2 separate regions of the Homo sapiens genome follow, and region 1 is linked to region 2. Evidence: read pairs that join two places in POLR2A ChIA-PET (ENCODE). Cell type or tissue: HepG2. All regions are shown on one strand. Region 1 has its middle 19 kb from the start of MRPL9. Region 2 overlaps SNX27 (sorting nexin 27).

Region 1 (5,000 bases), 130 kb before region 2:
GAATTAAAAAGCATGACCCAAACTATGTACTATCTACAGGAAACTTACTTTAAATATAATGATATGGGCAGGCTGAAAGTAAAAGGATGGGGAAAGTTATATCATGCAGACATTAACCAAATTAGCTGGGCTTGGTGGCAGGCACCTGTAACCCAAGCTACTCAGGAGGCTGAGGCAGGAGAATCACTTAAACCTTGGAAGCGGAGATTGCAGTGACCCGAGATTGTGCCACTGGACTTCACTCTGGGTGACAGAGCGAGACCCTGTCAAAAAAAAAAAAAAAAGCCACAAGTGGTGGCTCACACCTGTAATCCCAGCACTTTGGGAGGCCAATGCAGGCAGATCACTTGAGGTTAGGAGTTCGAGACCAGCCTGGCCAACGTGGTGAAACCTCATCTGCACTAAAAAATACAAAAATTAGCTAGACATGGTGGTGGGCGACTGTAATCCCAGCTACTCAGGAGATCAAAGCACAAGAATCACTTGAACCCGGGAGGTGGAGGTTGCAGTGAGCCGAGATGGTACCACTGCACTCCAGCCTGGGTGATGGAGTGAGACTCTGTCTCAAAAAAAGACAAACATTAACCAAAGGAAAGCAAAAGCGGCTATACTAATAACAGGTAAAGTAAACTTCAAAGCAAAGAAAATTATCAGAGACAAAAAGGATCATCATATAATGATAAAAAGGGTCAATCCATCAGTAAGACATAACGATCCTGAATGCATATGCACCAAACAAAGGAGCTGAAAAATGTGTGAGGCAAAAACGAATGGAACTCAAAACAGACACAGACAAATCCACAATTATATTTGGAGACATCAACACCCCTCTATCAAAAATGGATAGAACAACTAGACAGAAAATCAGCAGGTATATGGAAGAACTCAACAATATCATCAAACCAACAAGACCTAATTGACATTATATAGAACACTACACCCAACAACAGCAGAGTACACATTATTTAATGCTCTCACAGATCATATACCAAGGTGGACCATATCCTAGACCATGTAACAAATCTCAACAAATTAAAAAGGATTACACTATACAATATGTTCTCTGACAACTATGGAATCAAATTAATAATAGAAAGATAGGAGGGGCCAGGAGCAGTGGCTCACGCCTGTAATCCCAGGACTTCAGGAGGCCAAGGCGGGCAGATCACCTGAGGCCAGAAGTTCAAGCCAGCCTGGCCAACATGGTGAAACCCCATCTCTAATAAAATACAAAAATTAGCCAGGTGTGGTGGTGGGCACCTGTAATCCCAGCTACTCGGGAGGCTGAAGCAGGAATTGCTTGAACCCAGGAGGCGGAGGTTGCAGTGAGGCAAGATCACACCATTGCACTCCAGCCTAGGTGACAAGAGTGAGTAAAACTCCGTCTCAAAAATAAAGAAGATAGGAGGAAAATTTTCAAATACTTATAAGTCAAACAACACACTTTGTAAAAACCCATGGGTCAAAGAGGGAGTTTCAAGGAAATTTTTAAAAAATACCTTGAATGCCCTGAGTGCAAAGGCACAAGCCTGAAGTCTCAGCTTCTCAGGTGGCTGAGGCAAGAGGATTGCATAAACCCAGGAATTCTACTGGATGATTTAAGAAAAAAAAAAAAAAAGAGTTTTGAAATACATTGAACTGAATAAAAATGAAAACACAACCTATCAAAATTTCTGTCACACAGCTAAAGCAGTGCTGAGGGAAAAATATGGCATTAAATGTATACATTAGGAAAATAAAAAACTCCAACATCAATAATCTAAATTCTCACCTCAAGAACTTAGAAAAAGAAGAGCAAACTAAACCCAAACCAAGCATGAGCAAGGAATAATGAAGATACCAAAAAGAACAGGAAATCAATGAGATTTATTTTTTAAAAATCAATGAACAAAATCAATAAAACAAGTAACTGTTTCTTTGGAAAAAAATTATTAAAATTGGCAGGCCACTAGCAAAACTGATGAAAAACAAAAAGATACAAATTACCAATATCAGGAATGAAACAACATATCACTACAAACATCAAAAGGATAAGGGAATACCATGGATCTATACACGTAAATTGACAGCTTAGACAAAATGGACCAAATCAAAAAACACAAATACCACAATGAACACAATATAAAATATATAATTTAAATAGCTCTGTAACTATTAAGGAAATTAAATTCATAATGTAAAACTTCTCCCACTCCCTAGGAAAGGAAATCTCCAGGCCCAGATAGTTTCACTAGAGAATTCTACCAAATGTCTAAAGAAGAATTAACACCAATTCTACGTAATAGAAATAGAGGAGGAAAGAACACTTCCTACTTCATTTTATGAAGCCAGTATTACCCTGAGGGGGAAAAAGACAAAACAGTATAAAATAAGTACAAACCAATATCTCTCATGAGTATAGATGCAAAAAGCATTAACAAAGTATCAGTAAATAGATCTCAGTAATGTATAAAAAGCATTACACACCATACCCATCTCATTCCAAAGATGCAAGGCTGGTTCAATATTAAAAAATCAATCAATGTAATCCATCCTATTAAAACTCTAAAGAAGAAAATCACAAAATAAAATCAAGTAATGCAGAAGACTCATTTGACAAAATAACACTCATTTGTGATTTAAAGAAAAAAACAACTCTCAGAAAAATAAGAATACAGAGAAACTTCCTTAACTTGACAGAGTACCTGTAAAAAGCTTACAGTTAACATTACACTTAATGGTGAAAGTCTGAATGTTTTTATATTCAACATAGTGCTGAGGTAGTACAAAGGTACTACCTCAATTCAATGAAAAGGTACTACCTCAATTCAATTTAAAAAAATCAATTCGCTGGAGGAAAGCTAGCCTTTTCAACAAATGATGTTGGAGCAACTGGACAGCCATAGGCAAAAAATGAAACTCGATCTAAGTCTAATACCTTCTATAAAAATTAGCTCAAAATGGCAAAAGACTTAAATGTAACTTGTAAAACTATAAAACTTATTTTTAAAACAGAAGAACACTTTCAAATTCTAGGATTAGACAAAGAGTTCTTAGACATGATACCAAAAGCACAATCCATGAAAAAAAAATTGAGATTTTGGACCTCTCAAAATTAAAAACTTTTGCCCTTGGAAAGCCCATGTGAAGAGGGTGAAAAGACAAGGTACTGGGAGAAAATATTTGCAAATTACATATCTAACAAAGGACCAGTATCTTCAGTATATTAAAAAAAAAAAAAAACCTCAAACTCAACAGTAAAAACAAAACAAAACAAAAAAACTGCCTGTAATTCCAGTAAAAAAAAAAAAAAAAACCCTCAAACTCAACAGTAAAAACAAAACAAAACAAAAAAACTGCCTGTAATTCCAGCACTTTGGGAGGCCAAGGTAGGAGGATCACTTGAAGCCAGGAGTTGGAGAACAGCCTGGATAACATAAGGAGACCCCATCTCTACCAAACATTTAAAAATTAGCCAGGTGTGGCCGTGCACACCTGTAGACCCAGCTACATAGGAGACTGAGACAAGAGGATCACTTGAGCCCAGGAGTTCCACGTTATAGTGAGCTATGATCGTGCCACTGTACTCCAGCCTGTGCAACAGAGTGAACCCCTATCAAAAAAACAAAACAAACAAACAAAAAACCCCACAAACAATCCACTTAGAAAATGGGCAAAAAACATGAATATACATTTCACCCAAAAGAATATTCAAGCATATGAAAAGATGTTCAACATGATTAGCTATCAGAGAAATGTAAATTAAAACTACAATGTGTTACTACACACCTATCAGAATGGCTGAAATAAAAAATAGCAACAGCACCAAATCCTGCTAAAAATGCAGATAAACTGGTCATACATTGCTGGTAGGAATGCAGAATGAGGTAGGAACTTTGAAAAAGAGTTTGGCAGTTCCTTACAAAGTTAAAACATGCACTTACCATTTAACACAGCAATCCTATTCCCAGATATTTACCAAAGAGAAATGAAAAGTTACTAATGATATGTGAAAGTTCATTGGAGTTTTATTCATGATAGTCCCCAAATGAAAACAATCCAAACATCCATCAACTGCTGCAAAAACAGTGGAATACTACCCAACAAGAGAGAGGAACAAATGATATGTACAACAGTGATAAACCTAAAAGTATAATGAAAGAAGTTGAACACAAAAGACTACATGCTATATGATTCCATTTATGTGAAATTCTTTAAAAAGCAAGACTATAGTGGCAATTTATCAGTGGTTGCTAGGGGCCAGAGCTGAGGATGGGAATTGACTGCAGAGGGTAATGAGCAGCGGTGTCCTGGGAAATGTTTAACAACTGGCTCTTGGTGGAGAGGGAGCCTGGTTTGTAGCATTTGCTGATTTCCATGGTGTAAATACCCCTCCATTGCCAATTTCAAATTACCGATGTGACATGACCGAACATTTAGTAGAGAAGAAAGGCTAGTTAACAGCTGAATCTCCCAAGGTGGCATAAGTGGGATCCAGCGCACCACTGTCCACAAGGAAATTTGGGGGCATGATGGAAATGTTGCATATCTTGTGTTAATGGCTGAACAACTGTACATATCTGTAAAACTCATTAAAGTATATATTTAAAATGGGTGAATTTTAATGTAGGTAAATTGTACCTCAGTAAAGATGAATTTTTTTTTAAGCTGAGCGGGTGCAGAAACAGTAAGGAATTGTAACTTTTTATCAGGGTGGCTGCCCTCCACCTCCTAATCATCCATCCTTAATTTCTTTTTGTTGTTGTTGTTGTTGTTTGTTTTTTAATGCATTGAACAACGTATTTGTTGAGTGCCATCTATCTTGTCCCCAGGAACCCATGCTCTATTAATGATCGCCAAATTTCTCTGCTGGTCAGACCCTGGCTACCTCTCCAACCTTTCTGCTCAGCACAATAATTCTGCTACTTTGACTCTGGCATCCTATTGTCCCTCTGCTACTAGTAAGCCCAGCTCTGTGACCGTATACCCTATGTCAGCCCTGGCCTACAGAGAACAGCCAA
Region 2 (5,000 bases):
CAATTTCTGTAAGTCTGTAGTCCATTCCAACATATTGAAAGAGAAGAAAGGTACAGTCGGACCTTTTCCAAATGAGGAATATAAAAGATAACTGGGTAAGACAGGGAAATCTAAAATAATCTACTAGCACATAACTCACAAACGAAACTTCAGTGTCACATTTCCTTGATACAAAACCTCAGGTAGAGAGAACAAAACTCATTGCTGTTTCCAAGTAAAGACAGAGGCAGGAACAAACGTTCTAGATGATTAAACTGATCAGCAAAATAAGTAGAAAAAGTTTCCAAAATTCTCAGAGGCCATCATGCTTTCCAAGATCTCCAAATATTCATTTAATCAATCTCCCAATTTTTAAAACATAATAAATAAATATAAATAAAACTAGATCAACACATAGATATAAAAGTACTGTGGTATTTGCGGGTGGAAGAGACAACCTTCCTAGTTAATAATCTTATTGAAAGTTCTTTAAGAGTAATCAGCCTCTTGAAAGCAGCTGGGAGAGCATGCACCAGAGCAGCTGACTCTCTGCAGACTGCCTGTACTTTTCCAGAGGGAAGTAAGCTAATTCCTTGTGTATCAGGCCTGTAGAAAACATAGGCCTATCATTCTGGTCTTGCTCTGAGGTTTGACACAAGAATCTAAAAAGTTTCAGACAGCTTAAGCAAAAACAGACCATTTCTTAAAAGATGTTTTCGTATCAGTGGAAGTTCACTGAGGAAGTACACATAAGAGTACTCAAATACAACTCCTTATTCAGCAACTCAATACCTTGCAGAAAGGCACATTTCCTCAACTATTATGAGAACCTTATTTAGTTGGCAGGGAGCAATAAATAATAAACAAGAGACTACACACATACTACCTAGCATTTGACTAATACCATACCACAAAATTTAACCCTGGAGTACGAATATTATGAAAGAAAGCAACAATTCACTTTGTGATCACCACCAGGTCTTAAACTTATTTGAAGGAGCTTCACATGAATTTTCATTTTGAAGGTAGGTATTAAGTGTAAACTTTAGTACCACATTAAGTTTCCCCCCCGTCTTCAGTCCACTCAGCTCCCAACATGCTGTATGCCAAAATAAAAGATTTAAATTAAAAGAAGCATCTTCGGCCAGGTGCAGTGGCTTATGCCTGTAATCCCAGTACTTTGGGAGGCCGAGGTGGGTGGACTACGAGGTCATGAGTTCAAGACCAGCCTGGCCAGCATGGTGAAACCCGGTCTCTACTAAAAATACAAACAATTCAGCTGGGCATGGTGGTGCACACCTGTAATCCCAGCTACTCAGGAGGCTAAGGCAGGAGAATTGCTTGAACCTGGGAGGCTGAGGTTGCAGTGAGCCGAGATCGTGCCACTGCTCTCCAGCCTAGGCGACAGAGCAAGACTCTGTCACAAAAAAAAAAAAAGCATCTTCAAATCAGAGGAACAGACTTGGAGGAAAGTAGAGCTAGAACACAACAGGCTTGTAGCACACAAGGATGAAAGTTATCAATTGTAAACACAATAGTAAGTATAGTCATTTAAAACAGAAGAGAAAGAGAAAGGATAACTGAGAAGCTGGATTCGATTGTGAAATAAAATACAAACACAAGTTAAAGGCAACCAGCTCCTCACCAGCTGTTCCCAGTTCTGGGTGTCAGAGCTTAGTTGTTCTTAGTTCCCTTCTTTATATAGTACAAGACAGTCCAAGAGACTAGATGGCTCTGAAATTACTCTAATTCTAATAGTGATTTTCCTCTTTCGCCTTGGAAAAGTTATTCAACTTCTTCTGGTAAATAATTATATAAAACTGAATTCACAGGAAGTCCTGGGTATTAATGCACACACAGCTATATTCTGAGCTCATAAAGAGAAAAAAATCCAAACTTCTTGGGATTACATTCAAAGCCATCTTTTTAAAATCTTACTGCAACCTTCCTTTCCAGTTTCTATCATCACAAATGTCTACAGACAAACAGCAACTTTAAGCCCCTTGCTAGCCTAAGAGCTTTTCACATTTTCCCCTCTTTGGTCACAGTTTTCCTCAACCTATAAAATCCTTGCCCCTTCTCTGAAGTTTTATTTGTTCTTCAATCCAGTTTAAAAGCCTTGTATGAGCTGTCTCCCCACCAGTCTTCTTAGGCATATTCACTCCTGCCTCTATACTTCGATTGTGCTTTTCATTTATCTCTATTACCTCGTTTAGCTTTACACACAGCAAATTGTTTACCTTCCCTACTGCAGTGTAAGCTTCTCAAAGGCAGGGATGCAGAGACCCTGTGACTCATACAAGCCAAGCAGTTCTTTATATACAGTGTGTGCTTACTTGTGGAACCAAACTGAGTATGAAGTAATATTTAGCATGCCAATATCAGGAAAAGTGATGCCCTAAATTACTGTTTTTCAGACAGTGGATCACAACCTAATGAGTTGTGAAATTAATGTACCAGGCCACCACCAGCACTCAAAAAAACAGAACAAAGAAACTCAAAATATGAACAAACTAAAAAATACCAGAGTGGGCCCGGCACGGTGGCTCACACCTGTAATCCCAGCACTTTGGGAAGCCGAGGCAAGCGGATCACTTCAGCCCAGGAATCTCAGACCAGCCTGGGCAACATGGTGAAACCCTGTCTCTACAAAAAATACAAAAAATTAGCTGGGCATGGTGGCATACGCCTATGGTCCCAGCTTTCTGGAAGGCTAAGGTGAGAGGAAAAAAGAAACCAAAAAAACTGTATTTACTGGTATCATGCACTCTGGTGTTCAGTTTTGTTTTATTTTTGAGACAGGGTTTCTGTCTCCCAGGCTTGAGGTCAGTGATGTGATCATGGCTCACTGCAGCCTCAACATCCCAGGCTCCAGCAATCCTCCCACCTCAGCCTCCTGAGTAGCTGGGACTATAGGCATGCGCCACCACACGTGGCTAACTTTTGTATTTTTTGCAGAGATGAGGTTTCACCATGTTGCCCAGGCTGGTTTCGAATTCCTGAGCTCAAGTGATCCGCCCACCTCGGCTTCCCAAAGTGCTGGGATTACAGGCGTGAGCCACTGTGCCTGGCCAGTAAACATAATTTTTGTGAAGCTTATTTCAGGTGTTTTTTTTTTTTGCATATATATTAGGTTATAATGTAAAATGTATCTCTTACTATGAGCTGCAATTTTTTAAAAGATATTTTAAAACTGCCTAAAATTTTTTTCCAAATGTGGGCTGAACTGTACCAACCCATCCATGGGCTCTTACTGGATTGCCCAAGAAGCACAGAAAACATCTGTATAGCTGAGGTGGAAGAAAAGAATGAACCTAAATGGCTCTAACCTAAACCACCACAATATCCTTTTGTCAGCAATGCCATCATCTAATGAATGAACCTGCCAAAGATTATGCTCAAAAAGCATTTTGAGCAGTGATCATAAATTGTTAAGTGTCTGCTTGTCAATTAAGTCTCTTTGCTTATCTACAAGGTCATAAGAATTATTCCCAATGGGACTTACCTAGAAAAATAATTATCTTTGAGAGCATGGTAACAGGCCCTCATCTGAAAAAAACTGGTCAGTGGTGGATGGAAAAAGAACTGTTCTTCACAATAAGTTAAAAGACCCAGACAAATTGTTATGCTACTAATAAAATATATTTTCCTGGTTACAGCAATCTGTGGAAGTGATTTCTGAGGGGAAGGTAATGCTATTTTCAAATTTAGTTTTATTTGTTTGCAACCTCAACTACCTGTGAAATTAAAAGGAATTTAAAAATGATTGTTCTGCTGTCTTCACTGATAACCAACAGGGTAAAGATAGCAATAATAAAGGCAAAGAATGCCTGCTTTAGTCCCCTGTCTCTCATCCAATTTAACAATGGGTAATAGTGAGTAAATAAAGATATAAAATAGTTACATTTCACAATAGTAGAACCAAAGTTCAACCACTATCGACGTTTATATGAATGTAACTGAATTTTAAGCAGCCAGGTGCTCAAGCCTGCAATGCCAGCGGTTTAGGAGGCCAAAGTGGGCAGATCACTTGAGGCCAGGGGTTCAAGACCACACTGGGCAACATGGCAACCCCATCTCTACAAAAAAAAAAAAAAAGTACAAAAAAATTAGCCAGGTGTGGTAGTGCATGCCTGTAGTGCCAGCTACTCGGAAGGCTGAGGTGGGAGGATCACTTGAGCCCAGAATTCAAGTACAGCCTGGGCAACATAGTGAGACTCCTATCTCTTTAAAAAAAAAAAAAAAAAAAAAAACAGCTCTAAAAAGAGAAAATATTCAAGATCTAGAATCCAAAGATCTGGATTTAATTCTGGTTGCCATTCATTGGTACAACACTCAGTTTCCATTTCCTGTCTTATAAAATAGGGATAATACTCATATATTCATTTGGCAAGTATTTACTGAAGAATACTTTCCATGGGCCACCAGACATTTGGCTAGGGATACAACAAATACATAGTATTTGATGTAGTCCCTGCCCTTGATGAGCTTATAATCTTCCTATCTCACAGGACTGTGTGAAGATCAGATGTAAAAACACTACAGACTGACTGGGCGCAGTGGCTCATGCCTGTAATCCCAGCACTTTGGGAGGCCGAGGCGGGCTGATCACCTGAGGTGGGGAGTTTGAGACCAGCCTGGCCTGACCAACATGGAGAAACCCCGTCTCTACTAAAAATACAAAAATTAGATGGGCGTGGTGGCACATGCCTGTAATCCCAGCTGCTTGGGAAGCTGAGGCAGGGGAATTGCTTGAACCCGGGAGGCGGAGGTTGCAGTGAGCCGAGATCGCACCACTGCACTCCAGCCTGGGCAACAAGAGTGAAACGCTGTCTCTAAATAAATAAATAAATAAATAAATAAATAAAACTACAAACTATAACACACTATACACGCTGCAAAGCAGTAAAATGATTATTATAACTATTAATATTAACTTGTGCTACCTCTTAACCATCCATCTTTATTTCAAGAGCTTAGCAAGATCCAATAAATAAAGTATAGACGATCAGATAGAACAG

The links. Peaks named below come from ENCODE experiments on the same cell type or tissue, not always from the same donor. Only the 100,000 strongest peaks of a DNase experiment are listed, where the experiment ranks them.
Region 1: POLR2A ChIA-PET joins it to region 2 with 5 read pairs; 3 of 35 experiments call an interaction of 5 or more read pairs at or near these places.

What each region holds. Positions count from the first base shown.
Region 1 is chr1:151,742,428-151,747,427 of GRCh38, reverse strand. No RefSeq gene overlaps it. Among named protein-coding and RNA genes, the nearest start is that of MRPL9, 19 kb to the left of the region's middle. In HepG2, no CTCF peak of the experiment used is centred here; no DNase peak of the experiment used is centred here; H3K27me3 peaks cover 262 bases.
Region 2 is chr1:151,617,111-151,622,110 of GRCh38, reverse strand. All of the region lies in intron 1 of SNX27 (sorting nexin 27), which reads right to left. Among named protein-coding and RNA genes, the nearest start is that of SNX27, 7.6 kb to the right of the region's middle. RefSeq lists enhancers at 2,488-2,988, 2,989-3,489. In HepG2, no CTCF peak of the experiment used is centred here; a DNase peak (open chromatin) is centred at 2,250.